5 separate regions of the Homo sapiens genome follow, and all the other regions are linked to region 3. A link is a loop called in an ENCODE intact Hi-C map of the cell type or tissue named here. Cell type or tissue: B cell. All regions are shown on one strand. Links, peaks and the distances in the headings refer to the core of each region. The heading gives the core; the rest is flanking DNA.

The links. Hi-C counts contacts between places; a loop is a spot of excess contacts. Peaks named below come from ENCODE experiments on the same cell type or tissue, not always from the same donor. Only the 100,000 strongest peaks of a DNase experiment are listed, where the experiment ranks them.
Region 1: a loop joins it to region 3, with 7 times the contacts of the local background. A loop is called at or near these places in 79 of 110 quality-filtered maps.
Region 2: a loop joins it to region 3, with 17 times the contacts of the local background. A loop is called at or near these places in 66 of 110 quality-filtered maps.
Region 4: it touches region 3 in a loop (7-fold over the local background); 8 of 110 quality-filtered maps call a loop at or near these places.
Region 5: it touches region 3 in a loop (4-fold over the local background); 8 of 110 quality-filtered maps call a loop at or near these places.

The regions. Positions count from the first base shown.
Region 1 is chr12:4,115,346-4,121,311 of GRCh38, reverse strand. LOC124900317 (a long non-coding RNA gene) reads left to right here and starts at 3,093. Exons shown (of 4, transcript XR_007063173.1): 1 at 3,093-3,424. It also overlaps the pseudogene RPL18P9. RefSeq lists enhancers at 2,805-2,934, 3,336-4,330 and a silencer at 3,415-3,464. In B cell, for the core only: no CTCF peak of the experiment used is centred there; DNase peaks (open chromatin) are centred at 2,061, 2,991, 4,639 and 4,921; H3K4me3 peaks cover 1,256 bases; H3K27ac peaks cover 1,097 bases.
Region 2 is chr12:4,028,160-4,034,125 of GRCh38, reverse strand. No RefSeq gene overlaps it. Among named protein-coding and RNA genes, the nearest start is that of LINC03141, 19 kb to the right of the region's middle. RefSeq lists a silencer at 2,725-2,964. In B cell, for the core only: no CTCF peak of the experiment used is centred there; a DNase peak (open chromatin) is centred at 2,765; H3K4me3 peaks cover 1,130 bases; H3K27me3 peaks cover 1,502 bases.
Region 3 is chr12:4,267,293-4,273,258 of GRCh38, reverse strand. The region is part of intron 1 of CCND2-AS1 (CCND2 antisense RNA 1); the gene reads left to right. Among named protein-coding and RNA genes, the nearest start is that of CCND2, 3.5 kb to the left of the region's middle. RefSeq lists silencers at 1,087-1,206, 1,191-1,382, 2,007-2,076, 3,591-3,660, 3,671-3,880 and 1 more. In B cell, for the core only: no CTCF peak of the experiment used is centred there; DNase peaks (open chromatin) are centred at 1,098, 2,318, 3,808, 4,218 and 1 weaker place; H3K4me3 peaks cover 4,222 bases; H3K27ac peaks cover 4,086 bases.
Region 4 is chr12:4,213,009-4,218,974 of GRCh38, reverse strand. No RefSeq gene overlaps it. Among named protein-coding and RNA genes, the nearest start is that of CCND2, 58 kb to the left of the region's middle. RefSeq lists an enhancer at 3,667-3,886. In B cell, for the core only: no CTCF peak of the experiment used is centred there; DNase peaks (open chromatin) are centred at 1,704 and 3,584; H3K4me3 peaks cover 1,143 bases; H3K27ac peaks cover 2,691 bases.
Region 5 is chr12:4,199,134-4,205,099 of GRCh38, reverse strand. LOC105369612 (a long non-coding RNA gene) reads left to right here and starts at 1,134. Exons shown (of 3, transcript XR_931569.3): 1 at 1,134-1,363. RefSeq lists a silencer at 783-1,077 and an enhancer at 2,066-2,967. In B cell, for the core only: no CTCF peak of the experiment used is centred there; DNase peaks (open chromatin) are centred at 999, 2,519 and 3,559.

The DNA.
Region 1 (5,966 bases), core at 377-5,376, 150 kb after region 3:
ACACATGGTAGATAGTAAGTCTTTTACTTGGTATATGAATGAGTGATTGAAGTGAATGAATGAAGGAAGAAGAGGACAGCTGAATGAAACCAGTAGTTAGGAGATGGTGCTTAAATCCTGGTATGCCTATCTGGGAGACAAAGGATTGAGGAGGCATCAGAAAGACAGTTTGTTGTTGATGCTGAGAGCCTGAACTTTGAAATTTGATAAGATTTGAATCCAAGCTCTGCCACTTGAGTTGTATGAACTTGGCCAAATTACTAACCTCTCTGTGCTTCGACTCCATCTGTAAGAAGAGAATGAATACCGACCCTGTAGGGCCATTATGATGATTAAACAAGATAATTTGTTTAAGTGCCTGGTATGGAGGGAATATTCCATAAAAAATAGTTCATTATGATCAGTGAGGGAAGGAAGAAGAGGATGTTTGGAGGAAGACTTCTTTTATGGAGTTTTGGAAGTATGTGCAGAGCTGTCCCCCAGGTCCCATCCCCCGTCACTGCCCTCTGGCCCTGTGACCATCAGTATCTCCATTGTCTTGACAGAGACATTCTGGAGCCTCACTTTGGTCATGGATCTCTCTAGTTTCTGGAACTGGCAGCAGCAGCTGTCTGCTGGGTGGTGGCATGGTGCAGGCTGTTGCTAGGAGGATGGCTGATATTAAGGTGGGGTGAGGAAGACAGGATGGTGGGTGGGGAGGATGGCAGCTGAACCGTTGGTTTATTTCAAGGTTCCAAGACCTCCAACCATCTCTTCCTACAAGCCCCCCAACACAGGGTGGAGGTGCGGAACCCAGACCAGATGTTTCCTCTCTTTCACTATCGATGGATGGTTTGAGGACACAGGGGAAGGGAGGGGGAAGGAAATGAAGGCAGTGAGAGAGAATCCTTATTTGGGAGCCCATCCTTCTCCACCTGGGGTCTGCAGCCTCCGTGTCCACTCCCTGAAGTTCTAGTAGGCACCCAATGGATGTTAATCACATTGCCAAAGCCAGGGTCAAGGCAAACCAAGGGCATGGATGTGGGATGGCCCATTACCTGGAGGTACCTGCTGCACAGCAGCCTCCTGGTAGCTTGGAAATTACGTCACTAGCCATAGGCACGGCCTGCCAGAGGCACCATGTGGTCCACTGAGGTGGGACCTAACTGGGTAACAGTGAATTTTTTCCCCGTGGGTCAGCCTTGACCTGGATGATCTCCCACCCACCCTTGACCTGGATGATCTCCCAACCCTCCCTTGACTGGGATGATCTCCCACCCACCCTTGACCGGGATGATCTCCCAACCCACCCTTGACCGGGATGATCTCCCAACCCACCCTTGACCGGGATGATCTCCCAACCCACCCTTGACCGGGATGATCTCCCAACCCACCCTTGACCGGGATGATCTCCCACGCACCCTTGACCGGGATGATCTCCCACCCACCCTTGACAGGGATGATCTCCCACCCAGAAATGACTTCACCTCCCTAAGTTCCTTGGTAGGGAACTTGAGGGGTGGTTAGAAACTTCCACTCAACTCACTGCATAATAACTCAGGACAGGAGAGGATAAGAACAGCTCTTTGTGTCACCGGCACCACTAGGAGAAACAGCCTAAAAGGCAGGGAGAGCAGCTTGGAGAATTCCAGCAGCTTCAAACTACACCACCAGGATCTCTGTGGGTCTCAGTTTCCATGTCTGTAAAATGGGGAGAATAATACATGCCAAGTGACCATCCTCCCTCAGCAAGAGAACTTTGTGAGTAATAATTGTCATGACAGCACTTTCCAAATGTGTAGGATCAGCGAGAAAGAGATTTCACAGAGATTTCACAGGGCATCAACAGCTCAGGGGATGTTGGCTACAGGCGGGGAAAGCACCTATATGCCCTTCTACCTGCCGCACCCACGGAGGAGGCTCAGCTGGAAGGACAGGTGCACTCCTTCCAGAATACTCTGAAATCATTGTGGGTGCCCAGTAAGCACTTCTTGGTCAGAGTCTGAGAGTAACAACTGAAAGTACTGAGGGCTCAAAATCACCTGCTCCAGTTAATCATTTTGAGGGCTTTGGTGTCATATCCTTCCCTGAGTTACGTCTTCTTTCTCAGGCACATGTCCGTGAGGCCCCTGTGTATCTGGGTAGGTCAAACTGCATTGGGTGCATACTTTTTCTTGGTCAGCATCTCGGTTTCTATTTCTAAAGTCAAAAGAAGTGCCTCGATTCCTCCCAAGACTTGACAAGCCCAGCAGGGTTGGTGGCTTCTTTGCTGTGTTGCTGAAAATGGAACAGGCTGCCCTGGAGGTGGTGAGCCCCCTGCCCCGGAGATGTTCAGTGAGATCACCTGTGACTACATGCTGTGCTAAGGACCTTGTGTGCCTCACCTTCATCACTGCAACAACCCATGAGGAGCCCATATCATGATCACCTCCATCTCACAGATAACAGGGGAGGGTACCTGCCACACAGCAGCCTTCTACTAACTTGGGAATCACGCCACTAGCCATAGGCACAACCTGCCAGAAGCACCATGTGGTCCACTGAGGTGGGAGCTAACTGGGTAACAGTGAATTTTTTCCCTGTGGGTCAGCCATGACGGCTCCCCCACCCCGCCTTTGACCGGGATGATCTCCCACCCAGAGATGACTTCACCTCCCTAAGCCAGACAGGACTGAATGGGAGAACAGCTGGGGAGGTGCATGCAGCACAACCTGGAAAGTGTGTGTGTGTGAGTGTGAGTGTGTGTGAGAGACTGTGTGTGTGTGAGAGAGAGAGAAACAGAGAGAGAGAGGGTGAAAGAGAGAGAATTGCTTTTGTATGAATCTGTCTCTTTCTTTTTCTTTCTTTTTTTCAGCAAACCACAGACCGGCTACACATTCTTGGGCAGTTTCCTGAAGATGAACTTAAGATTTTGAGAGAGAGAGAAAAAAAAGAAAAGAGTAGGGGTGGAGGAAGAAGCGAGGCAGAAAGTAATCAAGCTCACGTGCATGTGCATGCGCGTGCTCACACACACACACACACACACTCTTCACACACAACTCCTGGCAATAAGGAAGTGAGACTAGATCTTTTTCATGAATGGGCTTAACTCAGCCTTGCTGAACTTCCGCTCTCCCATTCACCAGCATTCAAATTTCACCTTCTGACCATCCAAGGCAGCTGGCTGCTGGCCCAGGAACTAAGAGCACTTTGAGATCATCCCTCTGACCACAGGCAACTGTGTGCTTGCAAGGAATCTTCTTTCCTGAGCCGGTAAATTCAAAATGACCAGGGTGTTCACAGGGTACCAGGTTTGAGGGCCACTGACCCTTGAACCCCCAACCCTACCTACTGCCCTATTCACCCAGGACCACAGCTTACACTCTGGAAAAGCCAAGAAATGACAGCAGGCAATGCACACGGAGGAAACATTTCTGCACAGCAACTGCACAGGAGGACAGCCCAGGTGAACTCTCTGGGGAACGTTCACGCCTGCCTTAAATTAGGCTGGGGGAAATGACAGTCACCATTTTGGAAAGGACACTTTATGCCTTTTCCCATGGGAGCTAGGGAGCAATGAACTGGGGCGTGTGACCTATAAGTGTGCCATTCTTTCGTATTGGGTGGGAGCTAGGCGAGGCACAGGCAGCGGTGGAAGTTTCTGTTCCCTTGAAAATCAGCCTCGAGATGCCTGGCAGGGTGTGTCCAGGCAGTGGAAGGACCGGTGAAGGGTCTTGAGCAAAAGTCACTTCATGTTGCTGTGCCCCAGCTTCCTCATTTGTCAAGAGGTGGCAATAAGACCTCCCTGGGACAACCACTGGGGTGACCCAGTGAGCTAAGGCCAAAGACCTGACTCCCCAGTGTGAATGACCCGGGCTCATCGGCAACCCAGTTAGGGAAACCCCTACCACCTAGAGCTGACAAAGCAGGTGCCACTGTTCCGAAAGGATAAGGATAGCTTTATCTCTGAACTTCCAGAAATGGTGACTGTGACAGACTAGTGGCCCAGAAGCGAGGAAAGCGATGGGAGGCAGACAGGGCTGGCCTGCCCCAAGACCAAAGGAGGAGCAGGAGAGAAGTCGGGGTAGAGACACCACGGAGGCTCAGCTTTTCTTTTCCTGATTTCTTTCCCCTCTCCTGCAAGTCCTTCTAATGGAAGCTCAAGGAGGCAACGGAGAAAGGGACATCCTTTTCCTGACTCCACCTTGTATCCTTAGAATCCTCATGCAGGCTCCCTGGTCCCCACACTTGGGCTACAGGGGGTTTCCAAGCCCTGTGTCTTACAATGTTTGGGCCCAGAGGCAGGAGCATAGACGAGATGACCTTCAGAGCACCTTCCCCGCTTGGGGCAAGGAGTCTTTCTCCAAGGCTGAATCTAGGGCAGCATGCTAGAGAACTGCATTCCACTCCTTGCAGCTGCTGAGCTACTGGGTCCAGCTCTGGGCACTGGGAATGGACTCGGAAATACCAGTGGGCTTTGTTTGGGCCGATTACTCACAGTACAGGAATGATATCCATTCCACTGGACTTTCTAGGAACTTGCCTGCAGCTGGAGCGGTCCCTGTCCCTAGGTTTCCTCTAGCACAGAGAGGCTGCTAGCAGAGGCCTGGCTGGGGAGGGAATGTGCAGCTTACAGGGGATGCCAGTGGGCCCCAGGAAGCACTGATGCAATGCTCTTTTTATTAAGTTGGGCTCTGAGCCCTTCTCCCCTGTGATAACTTCCGGGAGTAGCTGTCCCCATTTCCCTGGTCTCCTCTCCCTCTCCTGCTTCAAGAGCCAAATTCCTGCAGGACAGCAGCACCTGAGGAATCCGAATTCACACAATAGTAATGCAGGTGGACAGAGGAAATGCCTGTTGGTCTAAGGAGCTTGGGTAATAAAGGTTGCCGTCTGCCGAAGCCTCACATGCCAGGTGCGTGCCCAGCCCTGCAGGCTCTGCCTCCCTCAATCCTTCCAGCACCCTGGTTGTGCAGGTGCTGTCCTTGTGACCTTTTTACACATGAGGAAGTGGAGCCTTAGGTCAGGAAATGCTTTTAAGATCACGTAGTTAGCAAATGGCAGAGCTGGGAATTAAGTCCATTTCTGCTCAATTACAAAACACGCGAGTTTAGTCACTGGACTCCGATTTTTGTGTGTACTGTAGTAGCTCGGCTTTTATGAGAACCGGAGATTAAGCTCCCTGAGGGTAAAGGCTATGTCTTATTTTTTATTTTCTTTTATTTTCTACCCTATTTATCTCTATAAGATGCCAGGAACTCGTTTTAAAATGCACCTGCCAAAACATGCTGAGATGGTGGGCGGCGGCTGCCCATGGATGATATGGAGGCCACTGCAGCTGAAGGGACAAAAATCAACCCTGGAACTGTCCATGCTGCAGACAGACCTTTCAGTTTGCTCTCACCCTGCTTCTCCCGTGGCTGTGGTATTTTTCTCCCGTCTGCCTCCTGGTTTCTGCCCACTGGAGGCTTTTCCAGCCTCGTGACCTCTATTACTGCCCCCTCTCTGCAAATGCCTGCACCTACTCATCGCCCTGTCTTCAAGCCGCTACCGCATGACTGAGGTTCCTTTACTCTTCTTCCCTGTGCCACGTCCCTGTTCCCTAACGGCTCCTCTGGCTCGCTCTCTGTGTCTCTAAGCGCCTGGGCCACCTCACTCTCCATTCCTGCTGAGGGTGTCTGAGAGAGTCCCTGATGGGTTAGTGACAACCCAAATCTGGAGATACCTGTTGGTCCCAGTCTCACCAGCTTAGCTTTTAGGCTGCCCACATTCTGTAAGGCAGTGGTCTGCAACCTTTTTGGCACCAGAGATGGGTTTCGTGGGCGACAATTTTTCCATGAATGGGGCAGGGGAGGAAAGGGTGGTTTCAGGATGACTGAAGCACATGACATTTATTGTGCACTTTATTTCTATTATTACTACATTATAATATATTATGAAATCATTATACAACTCACCATAATGTAGAATCAGTGGAAGCCCTGAGCTTGTTTTCCTGCAACTAGACAGTC
Region 2 (5,966 bases), core at 359-5,358, 240 kb after region 3:
ATTTCTTAAGAGGACAGATAAAACCATTTATAACTCTGCCTTCCAGCTCCAGTTCTGCCATCTTCACCTGAGCTCACAACACACCTGGCGACTGGCCTTTCCTAGGAGACGCAAGCCCCACTACACAGTCTCACTTTCTGCCTTGCTCAGGCCCTACCCACAGGCTAGATGCACTTCTCACTACAAGAAAAACTGCTCTTTCTCCTTAGAAATATCCCAGGTATCACCCCCTTCTGAAGACTACCCTGACCTGCCCAAGCAGAACTAAACTCTGCACCAGGTTTCCAGTCTAGGAACTCTTTTTTGTATAGTGCATAATGATCATCTGACCCTCCTGATGGTTTAGATGTCTTTCCCTATTTCTGAATTGGTAGGAATACATTTTTAAATCCTTTCCTTTATGATTGGCACCTGCCTTTTTCTTTCTCAATCTTCAGCCTATTCCCCCTCCCCATCTGCATACATCCCAGAGCCCCCCATACAACTGGAAGATCACAGAGAAGGAAAAAGGAGAATGGTCAAAGTTAGTTGTGGCAAACCAATCTGGTTCTCGTTTTTCTTCCTCCAAATTTGCAGTCCTGTTTCCAGGAGATCCAAGCTTGGCAAAGGCATAGCATGATTCATCTGAATCACAAGAAGTTGGAGAAGGCAAGTGAGGTGGAGAAACCAAGGCAGAGTGCGAAGAGTGGCTGCCTCAGGCTACAAAACCAGGGCAGGAACTGACAGTACAAACAGAATAAATAATACTGATTCACAGGCCAGAGAAACCTGTCGCCAAAAAATGCCCTGTTGCAATCTCAGCTGGTAGGCTGTGGATGGCCTGATTTACAACCAGTTTCAGAGTTTAATGAACTCTCAGGTCACCTTTATCTATATAAAAATAACAACAAAAAGACCCCTAGTGCTATGCAGTTTTCAAAGCAATTACTCACACATTATTCCATTTCATCGTGGAGTGTCAGAGTTGTAAGGGACTTTAAGAGGTCAATTAGCTTAATCCCTCATCCTGCTGCAGATGAAAAGGAGACTGAGAATAGGCAAGTGACTTGCCCAAGGTCACACCCCTGTGTTAGCAGCACAGTGCAATGCTCTTTTTTACCAAACCACACTTCTCACACACAGAAGTAGCCAGTGCTCCAATGGTCTCTTGATTCAGAGCGCTCTAAGAGTTTCACTCTGCCTGGATTTCAAAGCCCTTCAAAGGAGGGAGGGTGGTGCCTGCCTTATCTTTCAAAGATTCCCAAGCGCAGAGATTCTATGGCATCTCTCTGGTCAACTCTTTTTTTTTTTTTTTTTTTTTTTTTTAGACGGAGTCTCACTCTTGTTGCCCATGTTGGAGTGCAATGGTGCAACCTCGGCTCACTGCAACCTCCGCCTCCCAGGTTCAAACGATTCTCCTGCCTCAGCCTTCCGAGTAGCTGGGATTACAGGCAGTTGCCACCACGCCCGGCTAATGTTTTGTATTTTTAATAGAGACGGGGTTTCACCATGTTGGCCAAGCTGGTCTCGAACTCCTGACCTCAGGTGATCCACCCACCTCGGCCTCCCAAAGTGCTGGGATTACAGGAACGAGTCACCGCACCCAGCCTCCGGTCAACTCATAATTTGCTGCCACAGTCGGCTAATCTGGTCTTCACAGTATTGTATCCCCATTACCAAGAGTGCCTAAGCTATTAACCCACCAGTAACAGGTGCCAAATTGCCTCTTCTTCTGCACAAGATGTTCGTTTAAAATCAAATTGCACATAAACCCCTCCAGTCCCAACTCACTTCCCTCAGCCCTCGGCCTTTTTTGGTCTTCTTTCCCCTTGGTGCTCCCAATCCTGCCTACTGGGCGTCTCTAAGATGACGTTGGGAGGGGAAGCTGGGTGGCCTGGGGGAGCAGCTATGGAGTTGTGCAGGAGCAGGCGGGCAAGTCACAGGGCTTTATCCACCCCGCGCCCACAGGCCCCAGGAAGGGGTACCGCGATCGCCTGATGTCACTACACTCATGGACTCTTCCAGACCGGCTCTCTCATCTTACAGATGGGGAAACTGAGGCCGGGAGTGCAGAAGGGGCTTGCCCAAGCACGTTAGTAAGACTAAGCTGGGAGAACACGCCAAGTTTCCACACTCCCAGGCCAGCTCACTTCCTCTACTGTCCGCCTTCCCCTTCGCCCATGAGGAAACTGAAGCTTAGGGAGGTGGAGAGATGACCTAGAACCGCTCGGCTTCCCCAGGCCGGGTCCAGGAGCAGAAGCGCGGAGAGAGGGGAGAAAGGGAGGCCGGGACCGGGCACAACTCCAGGGGGCACTGCTCGCCCCGCGGTCTACGTGCCCCCCGGCCCTTTGTGCCCTGCTGAAGTTGGGGAGAGGGCGCAGGGAAGAAAGGGCAGGTGCCCTGACCCTCCAGAAAACCAGCCCCTCGGGGCCGCCCAGAGTCGGGGAGGCCTGGCCCCCGGCACTGCCCACGGCCTCTCCTCCGGGGAGACGGGGTCCGAATGCCTTTCCCCATTCAGCGGGATTATCCCTTTTGAATTGTTTAAAAAAAAAAAAAAAAAGCTGCAGCTAGCGAACCCTGCCTGACAACACCGAAGGAATTTTTCCCAGGGATCGGCCGAAAGCTGACTCACATTTAAAGGCTTGCCCGAAGTGGTCATGCCCCTCTGAGCAAATACCACAGGCATGCGAGCACGCGTCCGCGGCCTCCTGGCGGCGCGGCCTCCGGGCGCGGCCGGCGATTGGAGCAGCGCAGCGCCCCTTCTCCCCCGCGCAGCCAATCGCAGCGCCGCGCCTCTGGGTTGCTAGCCGGGCCGCCGGGCGCGGGGAGGCGCGGGCGGGGAGTTGTCCCTGCTCGTTTCCCGGCCCCGGGCGGGGGCGCGGCGGGCGGGCGGGAGGCTCAGGCAGTGGGTTTCGGCAAGTATGGCCCTGGAGGGAAAGCCAAGGAAAGGGCTGAGCCACCTACGCCGCAGGCCCTTTGAGCCCCGCGGTCCCCCTCCGGAATGTGCGCGGCGGCGAGAGGCGCTCGGCCTGGGCCCGGCTTGGAGGCGCATTGCTGCGCATCTTCCCCGGACCGCAGGAGCCTGGCCTGCGAGCCACCCTCGCCTGCCTCAAAACTCCGACGCCCGGCAGTCATCTCCTGGCCACTCCACCATTGCAGAAGGCAGCGGGGGGAGGGGGGCACGGGCTCATAAATCGCGGAAGAGCAGTCAGAGACCCTAGTTCACAGCTACATTACAACCAGATTAACGTGCGATCCTGGCCAAGGCTTCTCACAATTGTAGTTCTGGTGTTTTGGGGTTTTTTTCTCGTGTTTCAAATGAGAGGTTTGAGCAGGATCATTAGAGTCCTTGGCGCTAAGATTCAGGTTCTTGTAAGAACCGAGATCCAGTTCTTATACTTCAGCCCCAAACGATTTTCCACGCAGCGGCCCAAGTGCTTTTCTCAACATGTAAATGGCATCATGTCATTCCCCCACCTTAGTACCTCTGAGCATCTCTGTCCCTCTCCATCCAGCTTTATCCCAGTGGTCTTTCTGGGCTGCTTGAAATTACTGCCCCTCTCCCCCAGCTTTTTCCTGCCTCAGGCCTTTGCGCGTGCTGTTTCCTTCACTATCTCTTGGCCAATTCCTAACTCATCCTTCAGGTCTCCGCATAAATGGCATTTTACTAGTGAAGCCTTCCCTGTGCCCCAATCTGAATGAGGTCCCACTGCTACTCCCACGTGACACCCTGCGGTTTTCCATCATGCCTATGTTAAAAGCTGTAATTTTCTAATTTTATTTGCTTACTATCTCTTCCACTAGAAAGGACAGAGGCCACTTCTATTTTGTACCCCATCAGAACAGTTAAATTATCCCCAGGTAAGTAAAGAATTATCATACCCATTTAACAGATAAGGTGGTGGAAGTTGAGACAGGTTAGATAACTTACCTAGGTTCAAATAGCCAAAGGTGTTAGAACCTATGGGCTTCTACTTCTGTCAGGAAATTGGATTATAAAATAATAGGCCTTCCAAGAAATAGCAAATAAATTGCTAGAACAGATGGCTTTAGCACTTTAGATGCTGTGGTTTTGCCCCTGCCCTTCAGGACTCTTTCCATACCAATGAAAGTTCTATTCCTTTATTCATTCAACAAATATTTATGGTGTATCTATTATAAGCTAAGCAGCACAATCGTAAACAAGAGATTTCCTTTCCAGAATCTACAGAACACTAGCTACACAGTACAGCCTTTTCTACCATGGAGCAGTATCCAAACTGTCCATTTAGTTAAGAATTTTGGTCATCTTTTCTGATATTTTGTTTATTTTGGTGTCTGTTCTGATATGTGGTAGGCTTAGCCTACCAGATACATGTATATATAGATGTATACCTACCATATGTGTGTGAATATATGTATATACGCACACATCCTTTTTTTTTTTTTTTTTTTTGAGACAGGGTCTCACTGTTGCCCATGCCCAGGCTGGAGTGGTGGTCACAATCATGGCTCACTGCAGCCTTGAGCTCCCTGGACTCAAGTGATCCTCCCACCTCAGCCTCCCGAGTAGCTGGGACTACAGGTGCACCCCACCACACCTGGCTAATTTTTGTATTTTTTTCTAGACACAAGGTTTCGCCATATTGCCCAGGCTGATCTCGAACTCCTGGGCTCAAGTGATCCTCCCGCCTCAGCCTCCCACAGTGCTGGGATTACAGGTGTGAGCCACCATGCCCAGCTGCCTGTATTTTTTATTGGACTAAAAAATGCATCCCAAAACTTGGTCAAAAAAATAAATTTCTTTTAAAATGTATACTGCTGTTAGGTGGGGCACAGTGGCTTAGGCTTGTAATCCCAGCACTTTGGGAGGCCGAGGCGGGCGGATCACCTGAGGTCGGGAGTTTGAGACCAGCCTGACCAACATGAAGAAACACCGTCTCTACTAAAAATACAAAATTACCAGGCATGGTGGCGCATTCCTGTAATCCCAGCTACTCGGGAGGTTGAGGCAGGAGAATCACTTGAACCTGGGAGGCAGAGGCTGTGGTGAGCCGAGATCATGCCACTGCACTCCAGCCTGGGCAACAAGAGCAAAACTCCCTCTAAAAAAATAAATAAATAAATAAATAAAATTTATACTGCTGTTTCTTTGAATTACCAATGTGATCTGGGTGCCAGTCATAGTTATCTCTAAAGGAAGATGCTAAGGCAGGGAAGCTTTACGCATGGCAAGAAACTTTTCTAGGTATCATCCCCTCAGCTGTGATTCAGAAGCTAGCCTGCCTTCACCCCTACGGGTCCTAGGTATTCCCTCCCATTCCCTCTTGCCCCTCTAGCAAGTCACTGTCCTTCCAAGCCTCATGCTCCTCATCTGGCCTGAATGCTTTCTAGCAGTGAAGAATGTATGAAGTGAAGAATTCCCTCACTTATTCAGCAAATATTTACTGGTCATCTGCTGTGCACTAGGCACCTTTCCAGTACTGGGACTATAATGGGAACAAAACTTGTGGTTGCTGTCCTCAAAAAGCTTACTCTCCAATAAGGAAAAGGCTGGTGTAACCATCAGTCCACCCAATTAAACAACCACCAATCTAGCAATCACACATTCACACATAATCATGCACTGAACTGAGTGATGGGTGAGTGCATTCGTGTGCTAAAGCCTTGTGGCAGGAGGGATCCTGCATTCAAGGAACCAGAGAAAGCCACCCACGCCGGAGAGAGACAGGAGGAAAGGAAAAGAGGAGGCAAACCAATCATGCAGAGCTCCGGAGAACATGAGGACTTTGGTATAGTTCCAAAGAGCAATGGGAATCCACTGGAAGGTTTTAAGATGAGGATTTCAAGTTCTAGTTTTTACTCTAGAAATATCATTAGCTGAGGCATGGGGCACGAATTAGGTGGGGAGAGGGTGAGGAAGAGTGGAAGTGAGAAGACAAGTTCAGAGATCAGAGGTGGTGGAAAACTGGATTATAGTGATGATAGTGGGGAAGAGCAAGTCATCA
Region 3 (5,966 bases), core at 689-5,688:
CATACCCAGAGATAAAGGTCATGTCCCTGAAGTCTGTGTTCCTGATAACTTCGAAGCTGTTTCGAAAGCCCCGATTAAAGGGACCAGAACAACGTCCCTTCTGCCCCCCCCTGCAGAGTGTGTGCAGAGGAAGAAGAGGGAGGGAGAGGTGGGTATTAGGAAGGAAGGGGGGTGCTTCTCTGGAGGGATAGAATGTGATCCTCGAGCAGAAACCATCGTGTTTCTGGGGGCTCTTCGGGCGCCGTGGGGCGACGCGGTGCAGCGTCTAGGGCCGCCGCAGGCCGGGGGCAGGGCTCCCAGCGGTTCCCCCGCGGCCAGCGGCCACGCAGGAAAAACCCGCTTCCTCGCCCCTGCATCTGCTGACAAGCCGCCCGAGGTGTCTGCGCTGAGCGTGGCCACACCGATGCAGCTTTCTAGGAAATGGCCCGGGAGGGGGAGGGGGCGAGTGAGGGATTAGGTCCGGCTCCCCCTCGCTCCCCCTGCGCAAACACCACCACCCCTTCCTTTCCCCGGAGGCATGAGGCCTCCACGCTCGGTCCTTCGCCCGCATCCTCGCCGACCCCTCCGGTTTCGCGCCTCACTCGCCAGGCTTTCTCCCTGGGAGCCGACTGCGGTGAAGTCGCCGCCAGCACGGTCGGCCCTGACACGTGCTCTAACGCATGCTTGAGTCAAGGCTGTCTTTACAGGAGATACGATCTGGTGGCGTTTCTTCACCTCCTTCCTCCCGTCACCCCCCACCCCCACCGCGCCCTTTGGTGTATTTCACTCCAGGAGGAAGGGGAGAGACCAGCGCCCTGATGTGCTGGCCAAGCTGGCACGTGCAGCGGGCATGGCGTGGCTCGAGCTCTCTGGGCACACCGAGGCCGACTGAGTGCCTCCCTCACCGAGAGAGGGGGCCCGGGCAGGGGCGCGGAGAGCCAGCAAGGCGGGGTGGGGCGCGGGCTGGGTGAGCCGTACACTAGGTTCCCTGCAAGGCGGAGGAGGGGAGCGAATAAACTAGAGGTGCAAGCGATTAACTCAGGCCCCGGAGCCAGCCTCTTTAAACGAGGGTGGGGCGGAAGGGGTGGTGGGGGGGAAAGGAGGGGATATCGCTTTAAAAGGGTGAGGAAGAGTTTGGGGCGCCGTCTCCCCTCCCTCTATTTGCATAGCCAATAGCTCTGGGGCTCCTGCTACTGCGCGCTGATTGTTACCGGGCAGATTACTTTTTTTTTTTTTTTTTTTTTTTTTTTTTAGTAGGACGCGTTCCCCACTACATCAAAAGGAAGCCAAGGGAGGGCGGAGGGAGAGCGGGCGCTGGGGCGGGCGAAAGCTGGGGAGAGGCCCGGCCGCCTCCGACCTTATCAATAGCAGCGGGAATGAGTATCCCATCTCCTATATGTAAAGAAAGGGGAGGGAAGGGGCGGGCGAGGAAAATGTCTAATTGCTGTGGAAGCCATTAGCTTTCAGGAAGAAAAAAAGCTCGCTGAAAAACCCAAGTTGCAAACTCAAAATGAAACAGTCCAGCGCCGCGGATGACACCCGGGCCGAATACCGTGTACACCCGCACACAGTCGGCCCCGAACAATCACCTATTGGTTTTAGTCACGTTGGGCTTCCCGACTTAAGCTTTTGAGTCACCCCGGATAAGGACATTCACTTACATTTTAAGACCCCCATAAGGGAATTACTCCAATTTCACCTAAGCCACCTTTGAGCGGATCAAAGAAAGTTGCAGCGGGGAGAGGCGAGAGAAGGAGGGAGGGCGGGAGGTATTTTTAAAGTATAAATCTAACCCGACAGGCAAGGGACAGAGGCCGCCGGGGCTCCCAGCCTCTGGACATCACTTGATATAGCTCTGCGAGCAAGGTCTCTTCCACCCCGACTCCGCACACCCCCCCTTCTCCGGGGAAAGGCATCCAGAGCTCTGGGTCTCCCGAAGTGGGGGCAGCGGGGGCGAGGAAGAAGCGGGTGGTCGTCCCGGGGCCCAGCCCACCCCGAGGAGAATGCCTGGGTGGCGAGTCCTCACGTCTCGGGAGTGAGCCGAGGGCCCTCTCGCCCCTTCCCTCTCCCCCTCCCCCTACTCCGTCTTGCTTTACAGAGAAATTCCAGCGGGGAGGGGGGCAGCGAATGGGAGGGGCAGAGAGGGTCGCGGCCGGATGCCCCCCCTTCCCGGCGCCCTCTGCATTCATGGAGACCCGCAAGTTCGGGCGCTTCCCGCGTGGCAGGCTCGCCTCTTGAAGTTCCCCTGTCCACTTCCCCTTCCGATTACTGACTGTTCCCGAGCGTGAAGCTCGCCATCGAATCCAATCCCCGGTGGTTTTGCAGACTCTCACACGTGGGGTGGGGCGTGAGAGGGTGCGGAGGTTGGCAGGAATGTCTCTAGGAGGCTTGGACTGGAAACTGAGTTTTCCCTTTTGGTCGCCACTCCAGCCATGTGTTAAAACCCTAATGTCTTGTTAAAATGCACTCCACCTAGCACGCGGGAAAACGCATGTTGCCTTCTAGGCAAAAGTGCACACTTTCTTTCAGTGTAGACTTCGGTTTCAAGAAAAAGCGCAAGAGCCTGTGCTCTGGCTTTGAAGTCCAAACTGATCACCGTGGCGCGGGGGTGGGGGGCGGCGGGAGGGGGTAGATTGTTGGTTCTTCCTTATCTCCTTTTCACCCTTCACGGAAAAAAAAATACATATATATATATCCCATGTAGGACTGGTGATAAACTTTAGCGAACGCCAGTTTTATTGGACTTTTATTCTTTTTCCGGCCGGCTCCCCACCCTCTACGCTAGCGTTTTGGAGTTTCGGTTGGAAAGTGTACAAAGCCTGGAGGTGGAGGGTGCAGCAGGGTGTTGGGTGTTTATAGGCACTTTTCTGCAGGAGCCTGCAGCACTAAGCACACATACTCCCAAGCTTACCTGGAGGATGCCTCCCAGCCAGGTGATTCCGCGGTCGGCTCAAGGCCCGGGAGCAGCGCGAGTTCGAGTCCCGCCTTCTCCGCGCAGGGGCGCCTAGGCCAGGTGGGGAGCGGGTAGTGACTGAGTTCAGGCTCAGAAATGGGAGCCACTGCCTTCCCCTCGGCTCCCCCAAAGAGTGGAGCTGTGTTTGTGTTTCTCCGTGGAGGGATGGACGGTCAATCAAAACCGAAAACCCGACTGGCAAAATGCGAGGGGACACATAAATCCGAGGGGACACATAGGAGGCACATCAAGAGGAAGGAGGGAGTGCAGGCAAAGTAGAAAAATGCGGACAAGGAGAAGAGGAAAACGTCGGGAAGCGGAGAGCACGGGGGAGCAGGGTGGGTGGGGACGGGCAGTGCGATTGCAGGTGTTCACTCGCTTCCGGGACCCTCTGGTCGCAGCCGCGCCCGCCGGGGCGCTGGGCCGCTGCGTTCTGGAGGGGGGCAGAGTCCGCCAGGCCTGTGCATCCGCACTCCCTTCGGCGAATTTCGGCTTGGACGGGGCTGGATTACTGAGGCGGCAGATGCGACAGGCGTGAGTTAAGAAGGCGAGCGCCTGCCGTCTGTCACCCACCTAGCATCTCACTCCCCTCCCTTCGGAAAAAAAAAAAATTAAAAGACCCGAACTTCCCCCTCTTCCTGTCTGATTCAGCTTAGGACACGCCTCACGCGGCCGAAAATAGCTCTGGAAATACATTTGCTTTACAAAAGTGAATTTTCCAATAAGCTTTGGGGCGGGGGGCGTCCGGCGGTCGGCGTCGGGGGGTCCTGCCTCCCGGGAGGAGAAGGAACCGGCCGCCTCCGCCCTTCTCCCCCTCCAGGCGCCCCCGGGAGGGGGCCGCTGGGCGGCGGAATCGCGCCTCCGCTCGGGGAGCCACCACGCGGCTTTTTCGCGGAATTTTGACGTCATCCACACGTGGGGGAAGGGGCTGGGAGAGCAAGAGGAAGCGGCGGGGGAGGGGGCCGCGGCTGGGAGAGCGCGGCGGCGGCGCGGCGGGTCTGGCACCCTCGCGGTGGGCGCAGCGCCGGGCAGGGTCCGGGCCCTGGGCAGCGCGGCAGAGGAGGCCGTGCCGCGGACCCCGGAGCCAGCGCCGCGACCCGCCTCCCTCCCCGCCCCCCGCCCCTCGCCATCTTCCACCCCCAAGCAGTTTATTTTTTCTACTTTGAAATCGGGGCCGCTCTTTGCTCCGGAAAAAGCTCATTTCTTTAGGTTATGGTCCTGTTCCGCTGGGTACTGAGATCAGACTGAAATCCCGATCACTGGTCGCGACCCCCGCCACTTGACTTTCTATCCTCTCTCCACTTGAGAGTCGTGAATGTCTTTTTCGGTTCCTCGGGGAGTGAGTTCTGCATTGACTTTTACACCCGGAGTTTTTCATGCGCGACATATTCCTCCCTGCTCCCCCGCCCCATTCACCATCTCAGTATCAGCTGGGTTGGTTAATACGATGGCTATTACATGTAAGATAACCCGTGCATGCATTGTGAGCGATATCGGATGAATTTTGCTGCATTTGGAACAAATGGATCTAGAAATACCCTTTCAAAACAGTTTTACAAATCGATGTGAAAACATGTAGGGCGACTCCCTTCCCACTCGCTGGATACCCTCGTGGCATCCGTGCTCATGCAGAATCTTCTAAACTGCAAGGGCTGAAAACTGCAGCTGCAGAGTGAGCCCACGCACCTTCATTTCCCCTAAATTTGGGCAAAGTCCTTTTAATCTTTCAATCTGGGGGGTTATAGCTGAAATGTGTCATTATTTTCTAAACCCACGGTGACAGTTCTGAGTTTATGCTGAAATTTACAAGGAGCTTCAGTGGGGATGTTTGGGAGAGAAATACTGTGAACTGACTTTTACCTCTTTGAGGTAAAGGGGCTGTTGTAGGAATCAGATGCAGAAAGCTAGGGGTGTCTGAAAATGTGGATTTGAAGTGGAATTATTTGTTTCAAAAGTAGGAGAGAAGCTTTCTGTCTGAATCAGATATTAAGTGTGGAAATGTTTCTTTTTTAAGGTGACACAGTTTGGTTATGAACAGTACTTTTTCCTTCTTTTTAACACATTCCCTCTATTTTTAACTTATTATTTATTTCTTTTTCGTTTTATGATTGCTGGTCTGACCCAAGAGACTTGGTTTTGTTTCTTCTGGGGGAAAAAATGAGCTATAATTAATAAAAATGTCAGTAATTACTGTCATGATTAGCCTGAGTGAACTGTATTTAAGAGTGCTTGCTTTTTGGTGCCTGATTTGATGGACACTTGGTTTGTCTGCATAAAGGTAGAAAAAATAGGATAAATTATTAAAAGAAAAGGAAGGAGCCAAAGGAAGTGTTTAAAAAACTAAAAAAGCAAAATGTCCTTTAAATTTAGCTTCACCTTCATTTCAGACAGTTAAGTAGTGGAGGTTAAGTTAAGCACTTTAGAGATGTAAATTCTTTGTAAAATGTCAAGACTATCCTCACCAGAATTTTTTTTTGAACAATAGTCAATTTTATTTGTTTTCTAAGCACTTTAATTTTGTCCAAATTCAAACATTCATTCCCCTTAAAAATGTCCACTTTCCCAATGTGATTAAATATTCTTTCGATTTCATGGTTTTATTCAGCTGTGTATCAGTTGCAGCCAATTGAAGCAATATAAAGTATTTCTAATAAATATTTCATATTTTAATTTTCAATCTTTAAACTTAAGAATTACTAGCATCTATTAGTACAGTTTATAACATAATTCCATAACATGCTAAATTCATATTTACCAAACTTAAAAAAACAAATTAATAAAAAAAACAGAGAAATAGTTCTCTTCTTGAGGCTTTTTTTGGTTTGTTTTCCTTGTGGCAAATTTCAGGAGGCAGATTTAAAATTTTTCTAAAATCATTTTCTTGTTGTTCTTTTGTTGGCATTAAAAGGAATGAGTTCTGAAATGTGAAACAGGTTGACTGTAAAGTTTTATAATCTTCAAAATGTGTACCTCTGGAGAGATATGTTCTATTTTAGAATTGACCTGAAAATAGGTAGTTCGTGTAAGTGTGCTA
Region 4 (5,966 bases), core at 600-5,599, 54 kb after region 3:
TGGGGGAAACAGAGCCACAAGAGGCTAATCACACACTGCCTGAGTAATGAAGACATTGTGGCAGCGCCACAGGATGGGCACATTGACTGATGGAATAGGATAGAGAATGCAGAAACAGACCTGTGTACTATCTGATAAATAAAGCTGAAAAAAAAAGGTTATCTATAAGGAAAATATGAAAATTATTCCCTGCCTCACACCATATAAAAACAAACAACTCCAGATTGACTTAATTGTCAAAAAAAAAACCTAAAATTTTTAAACTTCAGGCTGTAAATTCTAAATTTAGTTGAAAATATAGGCAAATATCTTTTAAACCTTGGAGCAGAGAAGAGTTTCTCAAAACAGAAAGTGCTAACCTTAGAGGTATTAAAGCAAAGAACATCATGTAATGCCTTGAATATACAGAAAAGACAACTTGTAAACAGATTAGTTTGAAGAATATTATAAAGAACTCCTAGAAATCAATAAGAAAAACATAAGCAAGCTGATAGAAAAATCATTAAGAGACCTGGACAGGTCTTCTGCGGAAGAGGAAACACACATAGTTAATAAACAAAGAGATACTCAACCTCATTGTGATCAGGGAAATGTGTTAATTCTACTGGCAAGTTACAAAGTCTAACCAAACCAAATGTTGCAGAAGATGTATGAATAAATCCACAAATCTCTCATTCCTTAAGGGTGTATAAATGATTACAACCATTTTGAAAAATGTTCACATACTTATTGCACAGCAATTTCACTCCTGGTTACATAAACAACCTTTTCACACACAGCAAAAGACATTCATAGCAATTGCTCACAATAGCAAAAATAAGAGAGTAGCTGAAAACATTATTTGTAGTATTTCACACAACGAAATATTACAGTGTTCAAAATTAATAAAACAGCCAGGCAAAGTAGCTCATGCCTGTAATCCCAGCTCTTTGGGAGGCTGAGATGGGAGGGTTGCTTGAGGCCAGGAGTTCCAGACCAGCCTAGGCAACATAGTGAGACCCTAATCTCTACAAAAAAATTAGAAGTAGCTGGGCATGATGGTGCCTGCCAGCGGTCCCAGCATTTTGGGAGGCTGAGGCAGGAGGATCGCTTGAGCCCAGGAGTTTGAGGCTGCAGTTAGCTATGATTGCACCACTGCACTCCAGCCTAGGTGACAGAGCAAGACTCTGTCTCTAAAATAAATAAATAAATAAATAAATAAAATGAAATTATATAAAAGGAAAGCAAGATAAAGATGCATCTAAAATGTAGTATGTTAATTACAGTGCATGGAAGAGGCAGGCAGAGTGGGATGAAGAAGAACCATGTGTTGGGTGGTATGTTTCTAGGAGCGTGTTACATTTTTCAAAACAATAGCCAAACAATCAAGTAGGGTTATGCATGGGGCAACTATAGGAGTGCAGAATGAAATAAGTATTATGATTAATCCATTTCCATGCGACTGAGATCCACTTAAGTAAATAAAACAGACCGGGGGCAAATTTGACATGGTCGTAGTGAGAAAAGTCCATTTGGAGTGAGAAGGTCCCCGTAAGTGGCCTTTCAAAAGCGATTTAATTATTCTGAGTCTCAATTTCCTGTACTATTCAATGGGTGAAACTACCAAGAGCTACACCAAGTGGGTTTGCTGCAAGGATGAAATGAGAAAATGTATGCGAAGTGTCACATATGCCAGCCCTGCCTCCTAACTTCCTCTCTCTCTGCTGTGCACCCCAGCAGCGAGTGGTGTATATGTGGGAGGTTCTGTTACAGTGAATATTAGGGGCACCTTGATAAGAAGAAGTCACAGAAGACTGGAAATCCATCTGAGAGGAAAGATGGGGGCAGTCCAGCTCCTCTGTCTGGGCACTAATTAGGTCGGGGATTTGGGGGCTGATTTGATGTACCAAAAAGTCTTGCGTTTTGTCTACAGCATGAACGGCTCCTCTATCTTCCCCAACTCACCCACTCCAGTCTTTTGTGTGCACGTGACAACCTCAGTGGCAATGTCATTAGAACATACTTTATTTTTTATTTTCAGTTTTAGAGGCAGTTTAGCATGGTAGAAAGCATGTTGGCTTTTGTAGCAGAGATTACTAGGGCTTCTCCATACCTGGTTTTCCTCTTTCCTGGGCACAGAGAAGTCTACTTTCCCAGGTTCCTTGAAGTTAGGTGGGGCCCTGTGAATGACTAGCTAATGGAATGTGTTTGGTGGTGATACAGTCAGGTCATCTTCAGCCCTAAGCATGGAAGCCCCTGCGTGAAGCTCCAGCCCTTTGTCTTCAGGTAGATTGACAATAGAGGCCCCATGTTGGGGTGGGAAAAGGGAAGGGTAGCTGAGCTGCCACAAGGAGGAAAACTACCCTGGAGATGCACTCAGATCTGCAACCACTTTTGCGTGGGTGAAAAATACACTTTTATTATACAAAGCCACGGAAACTTTAGAGTTTACTTGTACCTGCAGCATAGCTTGGCTTATCCTGACTTATCCAGCCTTTTCTCAGATTATCCTGGGTTAGAATGCTGATTCCATCAGCTATAGGCTGAAAGGTCAGGATGGAACAAGTCACTGAATGAATCTGATCCTTCATTCTTCGTCTTTCAAATGGTAACAATATCTGACTCATAGAATTCTCGTCAAGGTAAGGTAAGCTAATGTATTTACAGTTCCTTTTGCAGTGTCTGGAACAGAGTAGGCAGTCATAACTCATAGCTATTATTATTATTACTATTTGCTAGGTTTGATGCCAGGAATAATAGGAGGGAAGATAAAGCATCTCTCTTCCTTAAAGTGAACAGATTTTATTTGAGAAAATGAGCTGTGTGCTCAAGATAATTTAACAGACCTTACAAGGGATTGTTGAAAGAGCTAAACACACAATGGAGGGGCTACCCGCCTTCTCTCTGTCTCCCGGGAGCTACCTACCTGACACATCCTGAGTCATACAAGGACTTGCACTTTTTGAATATTCTCTAAAGCCCTGGGTAGTACATGTGAGCTACCAGGTCATCATCTATATCTGCATTAAGGCTCTCAGTGGCACTAGATGGTGAGCAGCTTTGGAGATTGACTGGTTGATCTGACTGAGGATCCACAAGCTCTGCACAGATGTGGGCTTAAGAAACATGGGGAGGCAGAGAGTCCTGGGGAGCTCTCGACGTGGTCAACCCAGAGGCAGTGGGATAAACCTGAGGACTTCCAAGGCTATTCCAGCCCCGAGACATTAAACTTCTCCAAGCCAGAACTGCAGAAGCGAGACACATGTGTGGCCATTTACTGAGTTAAGAAAATCTTCCCTTCAGCGTTTGGTGGGCACGTGGGAGGGCCCAGAGTAAAACGGGCAAGAAAGGAGACAGAGTTAGCCTCTGGGCCGTCAGAGATCCTGTTCCTGTTTTTATGAAGGTTCTGACAGAGAAGGCTCAGCAGGCTGGACAAGGGCCAGACCGCAGGGGCATGGCGCGGGTTGCTGGGTGAATGTTCAGAAGTTGAGAAGCTGTCAACGCCCTTGCTGGATGATGGTGATTGCACGTCTATTAAGCGTTGAGGGATCCTAGAAAAAGGGCATGTTTCCCCCACTCACCAGCTCCCTACCTCTGTCAAAGGAAACTGAAAGCAAATATACTACACAAGGGTTTCCCCAGAGCCCCAGGGACAGAAAATTTGCTACATTGGAGCACTGAAGCATGACTTTCAAATCTAGAACAAACTTGTCCCATCTTGAGACCACCGGCGCAAATCTCACTTGTCTGTTTAATCTTCTTTATGATCAACTATTTGCGCAATTTGGGCCAAAATCGGGGGCTCCACCCAAACGCTGCCACAGAACAGACTCAATTTCAGAAGGCACTTTCTTCTCGCCAGACCACTTGCTCAAGCCGCTATACAGCCCTCTGCTCAGGCCCCATGCCCAAAGATTGGGAAACTAAGGCCAGGGAAAGGGTGACGTGTGTGAAGAATGTCACAGCAGCTTAGACGAGGAACCAGGAATAAGCCTGACATAGCTTTTTAGACCAACATTTTGTTAAGAGGTTCATGCAGCTGATGATCTTGGTCCAGGCAAGTCGCTTAACCTTCCTAATCCTCAGTTTCATCATCATCTTCTTTTTTTTTTTTTTTTTTTTTTTAGACAGAGTCTTGCTCTGTCGCCCAGGCTGGAGTGCAGTGGCTCAATCTCGGCTCACTGCAAGCTCCGCCTCCCGGGTTCACGCCATTCTCCTGCCTCAGCCTCCCGAGTAGCTGGGACTACAGCCGCCCACCACCACGCCCGGCTAATTTTTTTGTATTTTTTTAGTAGAGACGGGGTTTCACCGTGTTAGCCAGGGTGGTCTCCATCTCCTGACCTCGTGATCCGCCCACCTCCCAAAGTGCTGGGATTACAGGCGTGAGCCACTGTACCTGGCCGGGCCTCTGGAGTTCTTAGGGACACACCTGCAATGAGCTTGGGAGGTCCCCTGCTCCCTCTCCATTTCTTTTCCCTTCTCTTCTAAACAGCCTTTGATGCCTGTCTGTTGGACAAGCTTGCATGTTCATTTAATGCAGGATAAAGATGTTGGCGCCTAAGAGGGCCACACTGTCTCATCTGTCCCCATTGGCAAATCTTCTTCTCCCAGTTCATTCCTCTTTTGCAAAACATGGATTATTATACCCATCTGACAAGGTCTTTGTGAGGATTCGAGAGAACACGCAAAGCCCGACATGTACTAGGCCCTTGATAAATGACTCTGGTGGTATTTGTGTGTCACGTGCCATATGTAATGCTGGACACTATACATGTTGGCACTGCCCCATCTCCTGTTTCCTAGATCTGCCCTGTGGGTGACAAAGCACAGGTGCCTTCACTTCCATGTGGTAACCCTTTACTATGGAAAGACAACAATTCGGTCCCCCAGAAATCTTTTCTCCAGGCTATGTGGACCTGGATCCTCAGCTTTTGTTCATGTGAACACTAGATCTCCTCATCTGTTCACACACCTTTGGGATGGGCTCAGATTTGCCAGTATCCCTTTTAAAATAGGACGCTAGGAATGAACTCTGTGTTTCATGAGAAGGATCACCAGGGAGGCCACCATGTTTCCTTGCAGACCCAGTGGAAGTTAATACCAGTCACACCAAATGACCTATTTCAGAGATGTGCCATAAGATTTCTGGGGACAGGAGACTAAACAAACAAACAAAAAATACATGTCCTCGCAGGCGGTAGGTGGACTTTGGGATTCTAGAATATTCCATTTCCTGACTTGGGTGATGGTTACATGGGTTATTCATCTTGCAATGATTCATTGAGCTAAGTGTTTTAAAATAGCAGCTTGGTTGAAATACAATTCACGTGTTATACAACTCGCTCATTCAGAGTGTACAATTCAGTGATTTTTGAGTATATTCACAGAGTTATGCAATCATCACCGCAGTCAATTTTAGAGCTTTTTCATCACATCAGAAAGAAACCCTGTGCCCTTTAGCTATCAGCCTCCTATAGCCCCATCTTCCTCAGCCCTAAGCGACCCCTAATCTGCTCTCTATCTCTAGAATCATTTTGGGGTCCGATGAAAGGTGAACTTTAACAACACGTGTCACTTATCCCATTTTATATATGGGGTAACTAAGGCTGAAGGCAGTAAAACAATTTGCCCAAGCTTCAGAGTAACTTAGACTGCAGAAATCCTCAGCATCGTCACCTAAGTGCAGTTGGCTGGCATGGAGGGGAGCTGCCTCCCTTGTCCTGATAAGCCCTTGGTTAGCGCTGGTGCCAGCTGCTAGCATCCATGCCCTCAGCCACTTAGCTGTATTCCTCCTCTCTGGTGGCCTGTGGGCTGGATTCATCCTTGTCCTATTGGGTGCAATATCTCCATGTCTCTAGTTTCATCCAGGCACTAGGTACCTCCAGCGCTTTGGAGCTTAACACAGGTGTGACAGCTGTGTTCTCCAGAAGGCAGATGCTGCGGTGGAGTTAGGAGTGCAGAAAGTTTGCAGGAAGAAGACCTGTGAG
Region 5 (5,966 bases), core at 704-5,703, 68 kb after region 3:
TGAAGACAGAGCTGTTGGGCTCTTCTGGTCACAAACAGTTTTCCCTGTGTCCTCAAACGATAGCATCTGGCACTTAGTATCAGATCAGTCAATATTTGTTTAAGAAGTGAATACCACGTAGACTGACTTGATCAACTCAAGTAAATGACTCAAAACATAGTTTTAACACTTACTTCTCATTCAGGAAATTAAAAATGTAATTGCATACCTTTTATTGGGAATTATGAGCTCATTCTACAGTAGGTTACTATGACCTGCAAACGTGAAGACAGAAACTAAAGGAAAAATCAAGACCTTCGGAGTCAGAAGGAATCCCAGCCTCACTATTTCCAGCTATGTGAACTTGGGCAAATTAGTTTACCTCCATGAGCTTTAGTTTTCTTCTCAGCTGAAAATGGTCATAGCAATATCTATTTCAGAGGATAGTTGTGGGCATTACATAAAGCACGCTTCGATAAATAGAAATGTATTTATTACAGTGTTCTTGGAGTCATATCACACAGCTCAAAGCACAGCAAGGAAGCAGGTGCTGGTCCTCCCCCTGTAACTGCAACTATAAAGAGGGTGCCTTGTAAATGAGTGATTATCTTCCTGAAAGTTCCTTAAACCCACACTCATTGTCTGTGATTACAGCCCATATCACTGGGACAAGAGAAGAGTTAAGAGTGCTGCAGCCAAATGCCTGTGAGATACACCTGCCAATGGAAATTTTATGCAGAGTGGTGGCTGCAAGGAAGACCCAGCCACGTACCTTGAAGGTCCCTCCAGGTTTATCTTCAGGCCATGCAACACTTTATTGTTATCAGCTCCTTAGATTCAGGGTCTCCATGCTCGTCAACATGGCTAGATGGCCTGTAAGGTCTTTCTTTTTTCAAGACACTTAAGAGTTAGAGCAGGAAGGAGCAGGGCAGAGCCTTCTAAGCAGGTGCTTCTGCATGCCTGGAATCCCTCTGTGGCTTTATTCCTCAGTGTGGGTTCTCTTTTAGTCTGCAGGGACACCTGGGAAGTCAACAGTCATTTACATCTTAATGTGAATAAGGTTTTTTTTAAAGCTCCTTTTGCAAGAGCAAGTGAAATGAGGAAAGAGGGAAATAAGAAAGAGAAAAGAAGAAGTAACTGAGGAAAAGCTGCCAGCCATGAAGAAAACAGCTGATGAAAGGGGCTAAAGCTAGCTTCATTTCTTGCAGGTCTAGTTCTGAGTCTAGGGACAGAAGTTTTAGCTTTGGCTGGACACCCATAGCCCTCTGTGACCTGTCAGTATTTTTAACTTCACGATGACTCCTAAGTGGACTGCTGTCCACTGGCCACAACTTACTGAAACTTTCTCCATATTCAGCATTTATTAAGGACTGGAGGTTCCAAGGTAAGTCTGGAAGCAGAAGAAACTGCGTCCATAAATTGAAGCCAAACAAACAAAACACAGATTGAAGGGAGCAGTATTCCCATCCAGGGTATGTACTCTGTGTGAACTTAACCTACTGCTGCAGTCGCAGTTTCCTTGCAATTAGATTTCAGTGCAAATTAAGAAAAAAAAAGTTTTTAATCTATAGCTTATAACAATAATTGTACTGTGCAATCAAGTGTAATGTAATAAATACTTTTGACCAATAATTCATGATTTTATTTAATTAATTAATATATTTATTTATTATATGTTAAACATGGGGCAGGTGCCTGCTTCAGCAAGCAAGACAGACAAGACCCCTGCTTTCCTGGAATTTGAGGCTGGGGCAAGGGGATACAGATAGCAAACAACTAAATATAAATATGAACATTTTAGAAAGTAATAAATTCCATGAAGAAAATAAAAAGTACTGTGATGGGGAGGGCCTGTGTGTGATGAAGCAGGTCAGGAAAATCCTTTCTGGGAATATGACATTGGCGGCACTCAGACCTGAATTATGCGAATGGTGCAGACATGTATGCACGGGGGAAATAGCATGCACAAAGGCCCTGAGGCAGGAAGCAGCCTAGTTGGTGTCACTGAGGACTTGAAAGGTCAGTGTACTCAGGATCTAGAGAAGGAGGTGGGAAGTGGCAGAAGATGGGGTCAAACGGATGGGGCAAATTGTTAAGACCTTGTCAGCTATTAGTAAGAAGTGTCACAGACAACGAGATGAGATTAAGTGTTTTTAGAGCCAGGGAACAAAATGATGTTACTATTTCCTGGAGTATGTCCCAATTTCACAATGAGTTTGGAAAGAAAATATGTTCCAGTTTGCTGTTTCCTTTGTTTTAAAGATGTTTAGTAAATATCTGTTGAGTTAATGAACACATGGATGAATGAAGGAATTGATCGCAAGAGTGGGCAAAGTCAGAGTGGAAAAGGCATTGACCTCCACCTGAAGTTACACAAAGCAGTGGTACCGCTTGCTGGTTATGTGACCTTGGGCAATTCACACAACCCAGTTTTGAACCTCAACTTCCTCATTGGTAGGATGGGGTTATACCTCCCCGAGCTGCTCTCCAGAAGTGTGATGAGGATCAAATGAGAAAATGTGCAAAATGCATATACGAAGAGTAACGGATGACAATGGAGATGATCGTGACAACTTTTTTGGTGGCGTTAAGCCACAGTGGAGTCCCTTGATTTTAACCTGGAAGCCCCTGATATTGGTGAATTGTCTTAAAGTTTTGTTTGGAGCCTGTTGCACTCCTCAGTCCACACTGCTCTCAGTTGGGTAGTTTGCTGCCCTCTGTGTAAAGCGATGCTGCATTTATTTACTCCTTAAAGCCTCATGGGAGAGACCCCAGCTCCTGCGCACAATAAAAATCCCTCATCCTCGCCTTGGCACCAAACAGTAGACAAATGCTTGCAGAGATGTTATCTCCTTTTATCCTGGCAAGTCTGTAAAGGAGGCAGGTCAGGTTTGATTTCGCCCGCTAGAACTCCCCATCAACCCCGCTTCATTTCACGAGACTCACGTCCATAGTCTTTCTAGGTTGAAAAGCCTGAAACTTTCTGGTTTGTCCTCCTAGGGAGACTATTCCTAAGTAGGGTGATGGGATTATATTTCCTGGGAAAGAGTTTCTGTAAACTCTCCCTAATTACCCGCTGAGTTTAGCAACTTGTCAGGAAGCCCTTCTCTCTAATCTAAAACCTCTGGCTGTAATTGCAGCCCCTGACCCCTGGTTCTGCCTTCAGATGCAATCTGGAACAGCGTCGCCCCTGGCAGCAACATATCTGTATCAACTTACCTTGCAGGTTGTCGGTGGGGGGGAAGGAGACTTGGTGACCAGGGAACCTGAAGCCTAGCAGGATGTGGCCCCAGGGTGAGAGACCACTGAGGCTCCTTCGAAGGCTCATGGCGGTATTATATACTGCGTCCCTCTCAACTTCACCGCTTACTCCCCAAGCCACCAGGACCAGTGTTTAAGAACACGGCAAGCTTTCAATGCCAACAGTAGGGTCTGAACCGGAACTGATTTGCAGGGTAACTGTGAGTGGACCCCTCTGGATTCCTGCTAGTGCAGGGCTTCAGAAGGAGGAAGCTCAAAAGAGCCACTAAGTGAAGCATAGCCTGGGCTGGCATCTTGGGGCTGAGCGGTTTGCTCCCCAGGGTGTGTGGCAGTGCGGTGGCAGATCTCTCACTTACAAACTGTAAGGCAGGTGCTGCCCCTGTCTGAGTGTTGATGCTCTCATCTGCTGAATGGGGAAAGAATCATGGGTGATTTCGGAGGATTAAATCCACCTCTGCATGGTGCCTGGGCTCCCCTCCCTGCTATTGCTTTGGGTTCTGCCTCTCCAACTTCCAGCCAGAGTTGGGGTTTGGAGTAGATGGGCTCAGAAGACGAGGAAAGAAAGGCCTCTTAGATATCAAATGGCTCTCACAAACCAGACTTTGCTGAGCTCTTTTCAGTGAATCAGCCTCCCATGAGTTACATTACTCTTGAAATGCAGAAAGCTGTGAAAATCAAGGGAGAATATGCTGGAGGCAAATACTTTTTGGGATCTACCAGCTCAAGCTCCTGCAAAAAGTAAATCTACGAGAGATGCTGGACCAAACCCCATCCACTGCAGCTCAGTTGGCCTGTGGACATGCAGGGGAAAGGCAGGACTGCCTTCACCAGGAGCTCCCGGTGCCCCACACCCATGACTACCCAGCGTCAAGATGTACTAGGGGAGATGGGGTCCCACTGTGCAAAAGGGTCTACAACACGGTTCATCTAAATATACATCTGCCAAATGATCTAATTTCTTAAACATTGATTTATAACCTTGGTCAATAGAGATGCATTTGCATCCCTAATCAGGGGTCATGGCCTTAGTAATATTTAAGAGTTGTTTGTTTTTCTTGGTGCAGGTAGGCAGCGGACCTACCTTCAGCTCCTTCCTTCAAGGTTTCTTCAATGCATTTCCATTCCCTGAGCACACACTTATTTTGTGAGAGGTAGAATGGGGATGGAGAATGGACTAGAGGCCAGTGCTGAGGACAGGGGGGAGCGGAACTTGCATATACACAGAACAGGTGAGATGGTGTCTCAGGGCTGGGCAGATGGTTTACGTGTGCCGTGGAACCTTGGAGTGCGCGGGTGGAATTTACGGGAGGGCACCACGCTGCACCGCACGGCTCTCCATCTTGGTTGCTGTCCAGTGCGGCTCCCCGCATCTGCCCTCACTCATGAATGAGCACGTGGGATGACAGGAGTACCCTTTTCCCTAAAAGACTCCCTAATGGGGCCTAGGCTTTGCTGGGATATACAGATCACCGTGAAGTGACTTAAAGGCTTCATGGCTTGTCTACCGCAGTCCTTCCCCGTTCCTGTTTAGAATTGCTGGCACTCACCTCACGAGGCTCCCAGCACTCACATTTCCCCCACCCCATGCTTATGATAGATTCACTCACATGAAGAGTGTGGGGCAGGCATAGGGGAGGGGAGAATGTCTTTGGGAGTATTCAGAGAAAGCTTCCACACTGGGCGGGTGTTTAATTTACCTGCGAGTTCGTCCCGTCTTCCCCAGGCCAGCTTTTGGCCGTGTCCTGCCTGGTGGTAAGTTAAGGCTTTTGGATTTTGCTATAACAAAAGCAGTGCCTCCTTAAAGGAAGGAGCAAGGGCTATTTGAGGCAGCCCAGTGCACACCAGGGCGAGGATTTTGTAAACAACCCAGAGTCAGGAAGGACAGAGGCTGATGGATAACCACGCGTTAGGTTCCGAGTGGAATCTTGCACCCCTCCCTTTTCCTCCCCGCTTTCCTCACCTTCTCCTCCTCTGTGCATCCTTTGTTCCACGCTAGCCCAATCTGTGTCCCGTCCAGTGATTCAGGGAGCATAAGATGGTGTGAGAGCCCTTATAGGAGATTCAACCTCACGGGACCCCTTTCACCAGAGAGGCAAAGCCTGAACAATCTGTTATATGAAAGATGGAAAGACTGGCCTCTGCTCAGTGTGTTAGGAAGTGCTAAGAGAACATCATTTGCAAAGGGGATGAGAAACCCCTTTTATCTTGGCCTGTTTCTTTTAAGCAGTTCTTCCACTGTAAGTCTACTTACCTGGTAAAAAGTATACTGAATGCCCACTGCCTGCTTCCTGTCTATCTGCAAAAGGGAGGCTTCTTCTCACCTCACCCCTACTGAGTGTTCTATATTCTTGCAAATAATTGCGTGCCTACTGGTGCAGAAAATGGAAAACTGTAAGCTAGGGTGATGGCAAAAATTAATTTCATTTGACACCCATGGTAGAAAGAACAGAGCTGACCCACGTTTGTGTGGACAAGCATATCCTGAAAAGCTAGAAGGAAGCACGGTGGTGGAAGAACAGTCTTTGGCATCAGCCAGAACTGAGTTCTGATCCTGTCTCCATTACTTATAAAGCTGTATGCCTTTGGGCAAATGATCTTCTTTTTAAATATCTTCTTCGCATATTTGTTGTAAAGATTAAAAATAATGTATGTAATGGACCTGGAACATAATACATACTAAATAAATAATAATTAAGGCGATCTTGATTGAAGTTGTTTGCAACACA